Regions from separate parts of the Homo sapiens genome. Here region 1 is linked to region 2. Evidence: chromatin loops called from intact Hi-C (ENCODE). Cell type or tissue: tibial artery. All regions are shown on one strand. Region 1 has its middle 39 kb from the start of LINC02205. Region 2 has its middle 9.1 kb from the start of LINC02205.

Region 1 (5,000 bases), 48 kb after region 2:
GACTCACCTCCAAGAATCAGCAGGTCCCTGGTCCTGCAGGATGGTGAACTCCTTGGCTGGGGCTCCAATCTCTGCAGGAAACTAACTTCCTGGGTGACCCTAAACATGTTGCCTCTCCTTCTAAGCTTAAATTTCCATTCTCTAACCTCATTCCTGTAGGAGGTTGCATGGCACACATGAGCATGCTCAGGAGGCCATGCATGCTGCAGGTAGTGTGGTGAGGCTGATCTAGAGTACAGTCACCGTGATGGAGCCTCATCCTGCAAGTTCCTGGACTAGAAGCAGCCTTTCTGCTCTGTTCTTTGGAAGGTGGTAGAACTCTAGGACCAGTAGAGGCCAAGAATCACATGCCCTGGGCAGACGCAGGCCCAGCCCAACCTTCTAGTAGCAGCGTCAGTGAGGAGAGTTTCGGCCCTGGTGTTCTCTCTCTCCCTATCTCTCTGCTTTGGTCTCTGTCTCTTTGTTTCTATGTCTCCATCTCTGTCTTTCTTTCTGTCTGTCTGTCTCCCTCTCCTACCCTTCTTATCCTCAGTCCTTCATCTCCTATTCGTTCTCCCACTTGCTTACCCATTCCAGATTGGCAGCTAAGCCAGTTCTTCCTCCCCACCCTTACCCTGCCCCCACCCCCAGGATTTTCCCCAGCAGTACTTGCACCTGTGAAACCCCCTACTCCGTTTTATGGGAGCACAGAAGAAATAAAACAAAATGAATCTGCACCAGCTCCTGGGCTTTCAATTCACCAGCAGAGGTTAAACACCCTTTGCTGCCTCCACAGCTCTGGGCAGATGAGGCAGTGATCTGCTGCCCTTCCCTGTGGTCTAGGAATGCAATCGGTTGTGGGCCTGGAGCCGTCAAAGGTGCAATCCTGTACTCCTGAAAGTCATGGTGCTTACTGATGCTGTAAGAGGACAGCTATGGAAATATCCCTTCCAGAGCATGGCTCACTCTGGGAAGGAAGCAAAGGAAAGCCCAGGGGCCACTTTCTTTTGGGGAATATGCAATGTTTTCTGCTGCCCGATGCCATTGGTCCTCATGACAATTCTGTGACATGAAGAGGAAAGATGTCAGGGCGGCTGGCACTGGGTGGGATTCACAGATCTCGATATTCATTTTCCTCATCTGTAAAATGGGGATAATAATACTGACCTGATGGATTTTGGGTGAGGTTTCAAGGAATCAATATATTGTCCAGAACACAGCTTGTTCTACATACATATCAACTGTTGCCAGATTGGTATTACTATTATTGCTATTGTTATTGCTTTGCATTCCATACATATTACTAAGTCGCTGTGTGATGTTGGGGTTTATGTTTCTGAGCCCAGTTCCTCCTTTTTAAAGTGGGAATCTGCTACTTGCCCCCTAGGGGATTGGGAGGTAGTTTATGTAAAGCAACTCCCGTAGTGCTTACCTCTTACAGGGTGCAAAGTTAACCACTACTCTTTCTTTCTTCCACCCACTTTCTTCCTCTATGTGAATTACCTATGGAGGGCAAGGGAGGTGGCCACCGAGGCTGGCACAGTGTCCCAGTGGCAAATCTAGAAATAAAACCAGAGCTATGTAGACTTATTCTTTCTCTCCTACTGGACTGGGTCCCTTGGCAGACAATGCCCAGCTCTGCAGCGCAGTCTGAATTTCAGCCGCAGATTCTAAATCTGTTTGTCACCACGAGGTTGTGGCTCTCTTGATCCCTCACTGATCAGTGTTGATTGTATCTATGACTTGGAGGGAAAGAGCCCATCCTAATCTCAATCACGGGGACATCTCATAGCTTCATACATTCCTCCAGCTGCATTATGGTCCAGTGAGTAAAGACCTTCCTGAACTAGAAAAGAAAGGTAGTATAGAAACACACACAAAATATTCCTTCTGAGAGCATTTAGGCAGGACTACAGCAGGAGACTGACTCATCTCAGATGTAAGATCTCCCTTGGAGCTCATCTCAATGCCTCCTACTGCTTATGTGCACTTGACTTTAGTGCACCCCCATTTTTTCCTGTGGGATCCAGATTGTCATTGCAGAATAGCCCAGATGCAAATCTCTCCAGGAGACTAAAACTCCTGGGCCTCTGCCCTCACTTGGCCACCACGGCGGAGCATACATAGCAGGGATTCAGTCCCCAGCCCTCCTGCTCTGACATCCTGTATTAGAGCTCAAGCATCTTTGCACATGAGGCCTGCAGGTGGCAGCAGCTCCAGAACCCAGGAAGAAGAGCAGAGGCAGAACAGAAGCAGGGAGAGCAGTTGTAGAGGAGGAGGCTGAGCCCGGGGGGAAGGCCAGGCCTGGAAGTACTTGGAGGTTAAAGATGGGGCCAAGGAATCAGGCATCAGATGAGCATCTAGAGGGTGCTCCAAGACAGTGTGTCAGCATTAGGGAGCTCCGGGCAAGGAGGAAAGTGTGTGAGCTTGACTCTAAAGCCAATCTATCTATTGTCAGATTCAAGGATTTGAACTGGATTCAAGGATTTGAACCCAGATTGGTAATAATAATTGGTAATAATACCAATCTGGGTTCAAATCCTTGCTCTGTCACTTCCTAGCTGTGTGACCAAGGACAAATTCCTTCACAGTTTCCCTGTCTCTAAAATGGGAATCATAATAGTACCCATATCAAAGGAGTGTTGAAAATTAAATAAGAAATTACTTGTCAAGGTTAAGTCCTCCCTAGAGGTGCATTCTAATTCTAAGCTAGAAGTCCCCTTGGCCAAACAATGAATAACTTTGTGCACTTGACCCATCTGTAGAAAACCATCTGTGGCTGCATTGTCTTCTCCAAGCCACGGTTGCCATGGTCACCACCTGGCTGGGGAAGTGGCAGATGGAGCGTCGGCAGGGACAACAGGTCTAGAACCCAGGGCCACAGGCTGGGTAACAGGACAGTCTCCAGGCATCAAGGAGGCCTGTGCATTTGAGGGCTATGGCTCCTTCTTGTCCAAACCAGCAAGGATTAATTCTCAGGCACTGAGGTCTGGGGGTCTGCAGGGCTGAGCAGGAGCTCCTGACTAAGCGAGAAGGGAGGCAACAGGGAAAAAGCAGCCAGCCGAGGACTAGCTGCCTTCTAGGCGGCTAGCTCTTGACAGCACCTTTTCATTAAACCATCTCTTTTCAAAGGCTCCAGTCCCCAGAGTCATTGAGGATTTGGTTCCCTTCGCTGCTGTCTGCTTGTCTTCCAAAGAGCGGCCTTGGTGCCTTTCTGAGCCTCCAACAGATTTTCAGAGCAACCATCGTGGAATCTTAAGATGTTTCTGGAAGTGAGTGTGAGTTCATCTCCCTCCTGGATACCTGGTGTGCCTCAGGCCTTGGGAGAGGGTAGATTTTATCACAGCTCAGCCTTCTGGGGCTGTAGAGGTGGAGTTTCAGGAATTTCAAGAAGTGAGCAAGCCCTTTTCGCAGAAAGGTCTGCTGGGCCATGGGGGCACCCTACTCCTACCCTGTCTCCTCATTCTTCTCTCATTCTTGCATGCCAATATTGTACTGGCTTTGAACTTGTGTGCCCATAAATACCTTCAATAGGCAGAAAGCCCTCTATCAAGAAGGCTTTGAGCTCTGCCTTCCAAGTAGTTATGAAGTCCAACCACAGGGCATCAGAGGCTCAGGACGACCCTTGTGGATTTTGAAGGCTTCTATTCAATGAATGAATCCCTTTTGCAGTCTCTTCTCTAAGTGGTGCTGGCCTCTGCCTTTAACCTACTGATGATGGAAAACTCAGTATCTTTGGAGGAAGTCAGGGTTTTTATGTTTATTGGTCCCCAGAACATGGAGACAAAACTATCAGCTACACCTGTCCAGGGATATTCAAGTTGCAGTTTTATTCTCCATTAGGTGTGGGGGTCACATTGAGAGAAGCTCAGAAGAAGCCCATCTTGAAGCCAGTTCTCTGAAGGAATGGGAAGCAGGTTTGGGCAGGAGCATTAGGAGCACAGTGGTGAGCAGAGGGTCACAAGTACACCTTACCAGCACCCTGATATGCATGGAGGAAAGCTAATCACACTCTGTACCTTACCTTCTACTCTGTCTTGTGTATACCCAACCTTAGTCTTCAGAACTGCCCTGGAAGCTGGGTCTGATCATCTGCATTTCACAGCTGGAAAAATGGATACTCAGGGAGCTGGGAAGCTCCCCTTAGGTTCCAGACACCTGGCCCACTTTGTGTCTAGATGTGGGCTTGCCACGGAAGGATGCTTCACCAGAAGTGGCTTCTGCCACTTTGGTCTTGAGTGATACAATGCTCAGCTACCACCATTTACAGGTGGGTGCTAGTCATGCATCTGCTCTGGTGTTGGGCAGTGGGGTTTTATGTTTATCTGTGGTCAGGGGTCCTTTCACCACCCACTGACTTTGCCCTTCACCACCCACTGGCCTTGCTGAGCTGTCTCCCTGAGTGTTTTCGGCATAATCATTGGCTGGTCTTCATGGATGGGCAACCTCTGGAAATGGCTTTCTTCCAGAGCCATTGCCCTGGGACTACTGAGAAGTCCCAAGGCCCTTCTAGAGTGCCTTACCCCCATGACTTTATCAAGATGACTCTCTCCCTTCTTTGGGGACTGCCATAGTCTCTGGCAGCTGCCTTTGCAGGGGCCTTGCTCTGGGGCTCAAGGACTCCAGAGCTTCTCTTCTTAACTTGACCCTTAAGGACTAAAATCTTTGAATGGGGAGTAGTGGTATCAGATGGACCCGGATATGAATACCAGTGTTGCCATTTCTCTTTTGTTTGGCTGGTTTTTGGATAGGATCTCGCTCTGTCACCTAGGTTGGAGTGCAGTGGCAAGATCATGGCTCACTGCAGCCTCCACCTCTCGGGCTCGAGGGATCCTCCCACCCCAGCCTCTGGTGCAGCTGGGACCACAGGCGTGCACCACCATGCCTGGCTAATTGTGTTGCGGTTTTCTAGCTGTGTGACCTTACATAGGTCACTAGCCCTGTCTGATTTCCTCAGCTGTAAAAGAGGGTAATGATAAAAAAAAAATCACAATTAACACTACTATTTTATTCTCAATGTG
Region 2 (5,000 bases):
GAGAAACTCCTCTATGAACCTGAGGTCATCAACTCCACCATGTGCGCCCCTGCCTGGGGCAGACTCCCTGGGCAGGGCTGGGGGAAGGGGGTTTGCTGGTAAAGCTGGTTCCCAGTTAGGGCAGTGCTGCAGACCAGACTTTCCAGGAAGCCTCTCCTCTCTGGCGCGTGTGTACACAGGCAAGTGCATGCTATGTGCCTGTGGGCATGCAGGGTGGGGTGGCAGGAGCGGGCACAGGTGGAAGCGTCTGGGTGGGAATCTGGGTGTGCTCCTGTGCTTATGCATTTGTGGGTGTGTGTGTGTGCACGCATGACTGTCCCCGAGTGCGTCTTTGTGAGTATGGGTGTGTGCACAGGTACACACCACAGGACAGTTGGAATTCGGTATGTTTTTCACAGATATGGCTAGGGACTTGGCCTTATTGCTCCAAGTCACACAGACTCAGTGATTTTGCTGCTTCAGTTGTGTATGGCATCTCCTCTTTTTCAACATATGGGTGGAGAAGTTGCTGCCCGAGAGAAGACTAGATAGAGCAGGGAGTCCTCCGAGCATTCCATAGATCCCTTGGTGCAGGCCACCTGCTGGCAATGGAGCCTCTGCAGCTCTTGGCCTTTGGTGGCTTCCCTTGTCCTCCTGCTGCCACTTCCAGCCTGAGCTCACTCTAGGTGCTCTGAGGGTGGCCAAGACAGTCCGGCCTTGGAGAAGACTGTGAGGGGCCAGGGGTAAACAGAGTCAGAACCAAGAGAACTGCATGGAGTTTATCCAGTGTGGAAATTCAAGCTGTTTCACTCGAACAGAGGGCAGCTGTTAAAGGACACAGCATATTATTTTCCAGGTGAGGCTCACCAAAGCCTCAACAAATGTGCAAACTGCATGACCAGCATCAGCACATTGCTTTACTGAGCGTTTACTACTGACTTGCAAATATGTGACTGGGGATTGGATGAGTCCCACATTTTTTGGAGGGGTCAGCACATTTTAAAATTGTTGAATTCATTGCCCACTTTTGAAAATTCCATGTAAAATCCGTATTTCTGGCTTCTCTTGAAAATTGAAAGAATTAGGAACATTGGTCCTGCATCCTTCTCATGAGGCAACAATTGGTCAAAACTGGGTGGAGAACCCTCTTTATTTATTTATATTTATTTATTTTTGGAGACAGAGTCTCACTTTGTCACCTAGGCTGGAGTGCAGTGGCATGATCTCAGCTCACTGCAACCTCCACCTCTCAGGCTTAAGCGATCCTCCCACCTCAGCCTCCTGAGTAGCTGAGACTACAGGCATGCACCACCATGCCCAGCTAATTTGTGTGTGTGTGTGTGTGTGTGTGTGTGTGTGTGTGTGTGTATATATATATATATATATTTTTTTTTTTTTTTTGTAGAGATGGTGTTTTGCCATGTTGCCCAAGCTGGTCTTGAACTCCTGGGCTCAAGTGATCCACCCGCTTTGGCCTCCCAAAGTGCTGGGATTATAGGTGTGAGTCACCATGCCCAGCCTGTTTAAGTTCTTTATAATGAACTTATTTTTTAAAAATGATACTTATACAGTGAGTTTTTTTTTCCGTTTGTTTGTTTTAAAGTTGAAAACCCTGAAAACAACTATACCAAGGAGTTAACAGTGTTTAATTCTGGGTCTTGGGAATAGGATTCTTTCCTTTTTAAAAAATTTTTGTATTGCTGTTAAACAAACTAGATATTTTTCAAGGCAGTATTTTTTCTGCATTTTTCAAATTTTTAGAAATGAAAACTTATAAATTTAATAAGATGACATAAATGAAGAAGCAGCAGGCATTTTGCAGGAGGCACACTTAGAAGGGAAACAAGCTATCTTAATTCTTGGTGTTGACTGAGTCTTTGGAAGTGCTAGGAACAGAGCTGGACAATGATGTAGAATCCAATGGGTGAGACTAGGAATTTAAAGTCCAACCTGTGAGCAGTCACAGACAGAGCCTGAGAATGCTTTGATGCAGAAAGGTGACCATTTCAGCAAAGATTAGCATGGGATTATATATAAATAGTGTACTAGTCTGTTTTCACACTGCTGATAAAGACATACCGGAGACTGGGTAATTTATAAAGAAAAAGAGGCTTAATGGGCTCACAGTTCCATGTGGCTGGGGAGGCCTCACAATCATGGTGGAAGGCAAAAGGCACATCTTACACGGCAGCAGGCGAGACAGAATGAGAATCAAGCGAAAGGAGAACTCCCTTATAAAATCATCAGATCTTGTGAGACTTATTCACTACCACAAGAAACCACCCCCATGATTCAATTATCTCCCACTGGGTCCCTCCCACACCACGTCGGAATTATGGAAGCTACAGTTCAAGATGGGATTTGGGTGGGGACATAGCCAAACCATATCAGATATAGATGATAGATAGGTAGATATAGATGATAGGTAGACAGATATACATAGAGATAATAGGTAGATATAGATGACAGGTAGATACATAGATAAAGAGAAGGAAGCTAGATGGATAGACAGAATGGGATCCAGAGGCAGATCCTGGATGAAAAGGAGACAGATGAAGAATAAGAGTGTGGACTGCAGCTGTTCTTCCCCTGGATACATTTGACAAAGGGGTTCTCAATTTTCCATGTATTTAATGTGGAGTATCTGATAAGACACTGGATTATAAAATCAAGTTGGAGCTGGAAAACTGCCCTGGGGACCTGCAAACATTTGCAGCAATCTAGGATGCAGATTGGAATTCATCATTTTGGCAGTCCCACTTGGTGAGGTCTTTAAGTCGAGGCAGTAGATACCTGCCCATTTTTCTTGAGGAATCTCTGAAACGTCAGTGAAGCGCCCTGGAAGCAGAGGCTGCAGCCTGTGGTGTTCAGTGTCTGTTTAGAATGTACCTAGTGTGTTAGCAGAGCCTGATCTTGTGGCATCAGAGTCCTGCTTACCTCCAACATCTAGATTCACAATAGTTCATGTTGGAAAATTACTGTTTGTCCGCTAGGCTGTTTTCATCCTCGTTTCTTGAATTTTCTCTGGGGAGATCTGAAGCCAAGACTGAACTAGGCCAAAAGAGGTGAGCGAGCTGCATTCTCTCTTCCTCTCAGATGACTGTGCACGGGACTGGGCTTGGGCGGCCCTTGTACTTCCCTTATTCAATAGGGTGACCCCTAAAACCAGGAGTCATTTTGATCGTTGGGACTGGGTCCAGGTGGTCAGACCACACCTTGTGGAGGCCTACAATTTCTCCTGAAGGAAAGGGATGTCCTGGGGCATGGAAGGAGGCAGGTCTTGCCTGGGGAGGGGAGGCTTTTCTTCTCCCTCTGGGGCCAAAAGAATGGACGGTGGGGTGTGGTGGCTCCTGGAGACAGAGCTGCTCCCCTCCATATGGAGCCTGCTGGGAGCTGGGCAAACATTCTGAGGTCAGGTTTTTCGATGATGAGCTCTAAGACTAGTAACTTCTAGCAGCAGTTGTAAATTAACCTCCATGTTGTACATAAATCATGCCTAAACCTTCAGTAAAATTGTGTTAACATACTGGTTTGGTCTTAGCTGAGTTTGAGGGTGGAGACACTGGCTCGCATCCAGGACTGAGATGAAACAGTCAGGGAGTGGTGCATGCGGTGGCCTGGAGAATCAAATTATGAGATGGCAGGAGGTGACCCCCATGCAGTGCAGGTGCAGCCTGGGACCAAATAGCTGGGGGTGGAGGTAATAAGGAAAAATCAGTGTCCTGTTGATCCTATTGAACATGTTCGGAGCCCATGAGGAGGCCCAGAAATCCCAGGGAACACTGGCCTCCCTGCTGCCATATGAGATGGCTGCTTGGATGGCAGTGATTGGGTTATTAGAGGAAAGGTGACCCTTGAAATCCAGAGGGCTGAAGGCATTTGGGTTACTTGTATGAGCACTTAGGGTAGAGAATGTATCTGTCAGTTCTCATTTCACAGGCAGTGCTCAGCCCTTTGTACTTGATCATTTGGGGGGCACTCTAAAACTCTGCATTTAAAGGCACTTTCTGTCATTGCTAGACAGAGGGCCCTGTGCCGATTGCAGCCAATGACAAAGGCAGTCAAGGTTCCTGAGCAGGGGCTGGGTAGTGAGGATCCCTTAGAGCGTAGGGCTGGGTGAAGTGTGTGCCCCCTTGCTCGCACAGGACCCGGCCAGGCTGCTATCCCACCGCGGTTTGCACTTCTCTGCCCCAACTAGACTTTCCTAGGTCAACCTTATTTTTTGGACAAAGTAGACAGGAGTCGTTCTGGAAACTAATTTTCCCATTCTCCACTTTGTGCCCTGGAATGTAGTTTGTGGAAAATTGATTTTTTTCCCCTCATTCTTCGCCCCACCTCTCCCCACTCTGCACCTCTGTCATTTTTGCTTTTCTGTTAAAAAAAAAAATGTTATCTTGTTTCTTTTTCTAGCATAACTAATATATGCCACTGATCCCTTTTAATTTGGGGGAGTACAAGCTTACATTAGCCTGCTAGGTATCGCAATTGAGCTGCTTTGTCTTTGTGTGGCTCAACAAAGGGCCACGGGCTGCTGTGTCCAGGAAAAATCTTCAGTGTTGGAGCCACTATGCTGTGTGTGCCATTTACTTGGGGCCAGCAGAGCAGAGGTGCGGCCACTGTGGGGTGCTCAAGTCTCTGGGCTGCACTGACAGTGGTAGTGGCCTGACTTGGCAGGAAGAGGGTGCTGTAGAGCCAAGCATGGAGTACATAATTTTGGGTAGGGCCAGCCCTACCTTCAAGGATTCACCTGGGACGACCGCCTGGTTTGCTGCCAACTCCGAAGGGTGCCCCACCAGCAAATTCTTTTTTAAAATTTCAGCTATTATTTTGAATTCAGGGGTTACATGTGCAGATTTCTTACCCGAGTATATTGCATGTTGCCAAGGTTTGGGATATGAATGACCCTGTCACCCAGGTAATAAGCATGGTATCCAATAGGTAGTTTTTCAGCCCCTGCCCCTCTCCCTCTCTCCCCACTCTGGTGGTCCCCAGTGTCTGTTCTCATCTTTATGTCCATGTGT

What was found. Peaks named below come from ENCODE experiments on the same cell type or tissue, not always from the same donor. Only the 100,000 strongest peaks of a DNase experiment are listed, where the experiment ranks them.
Region 1: a loop joins it to region 2, with 10 times the contacts of the local background. A loop is called at or near these places in 14 of 110 quality-filtered maps.

The regions. Positions count from the first base shown.
Region 1 is chr15:70,464,295-70,469,294 of GRCh38, reverse strand. No RefSeq gene overlaps it. Among named protein-coding and RNA genes, the nearest start is that of LINC02205, 39 kb to the left of the region's middle. In tibial artery, a CTCF peak has its summit at 2,167 (motif pointing right); DNase peaks (open chromatin) are centred at 284, 2,194 and 2,824.
Region 2 is chr15:70,512,576-70,517,575 of GRCh38, reverse strand. No RefSeq gene overlaps it. Among named protein-coding and RNA genes, the nearest start is that of LINC02205, 9.1 kb to the right of the region's middle. RefSeq lists enhancers at 223-799, 4,724-4,803. In tibial artery, no CTCF peak of the experiment used is centred here; no DNase peak of the experiment used is centred here.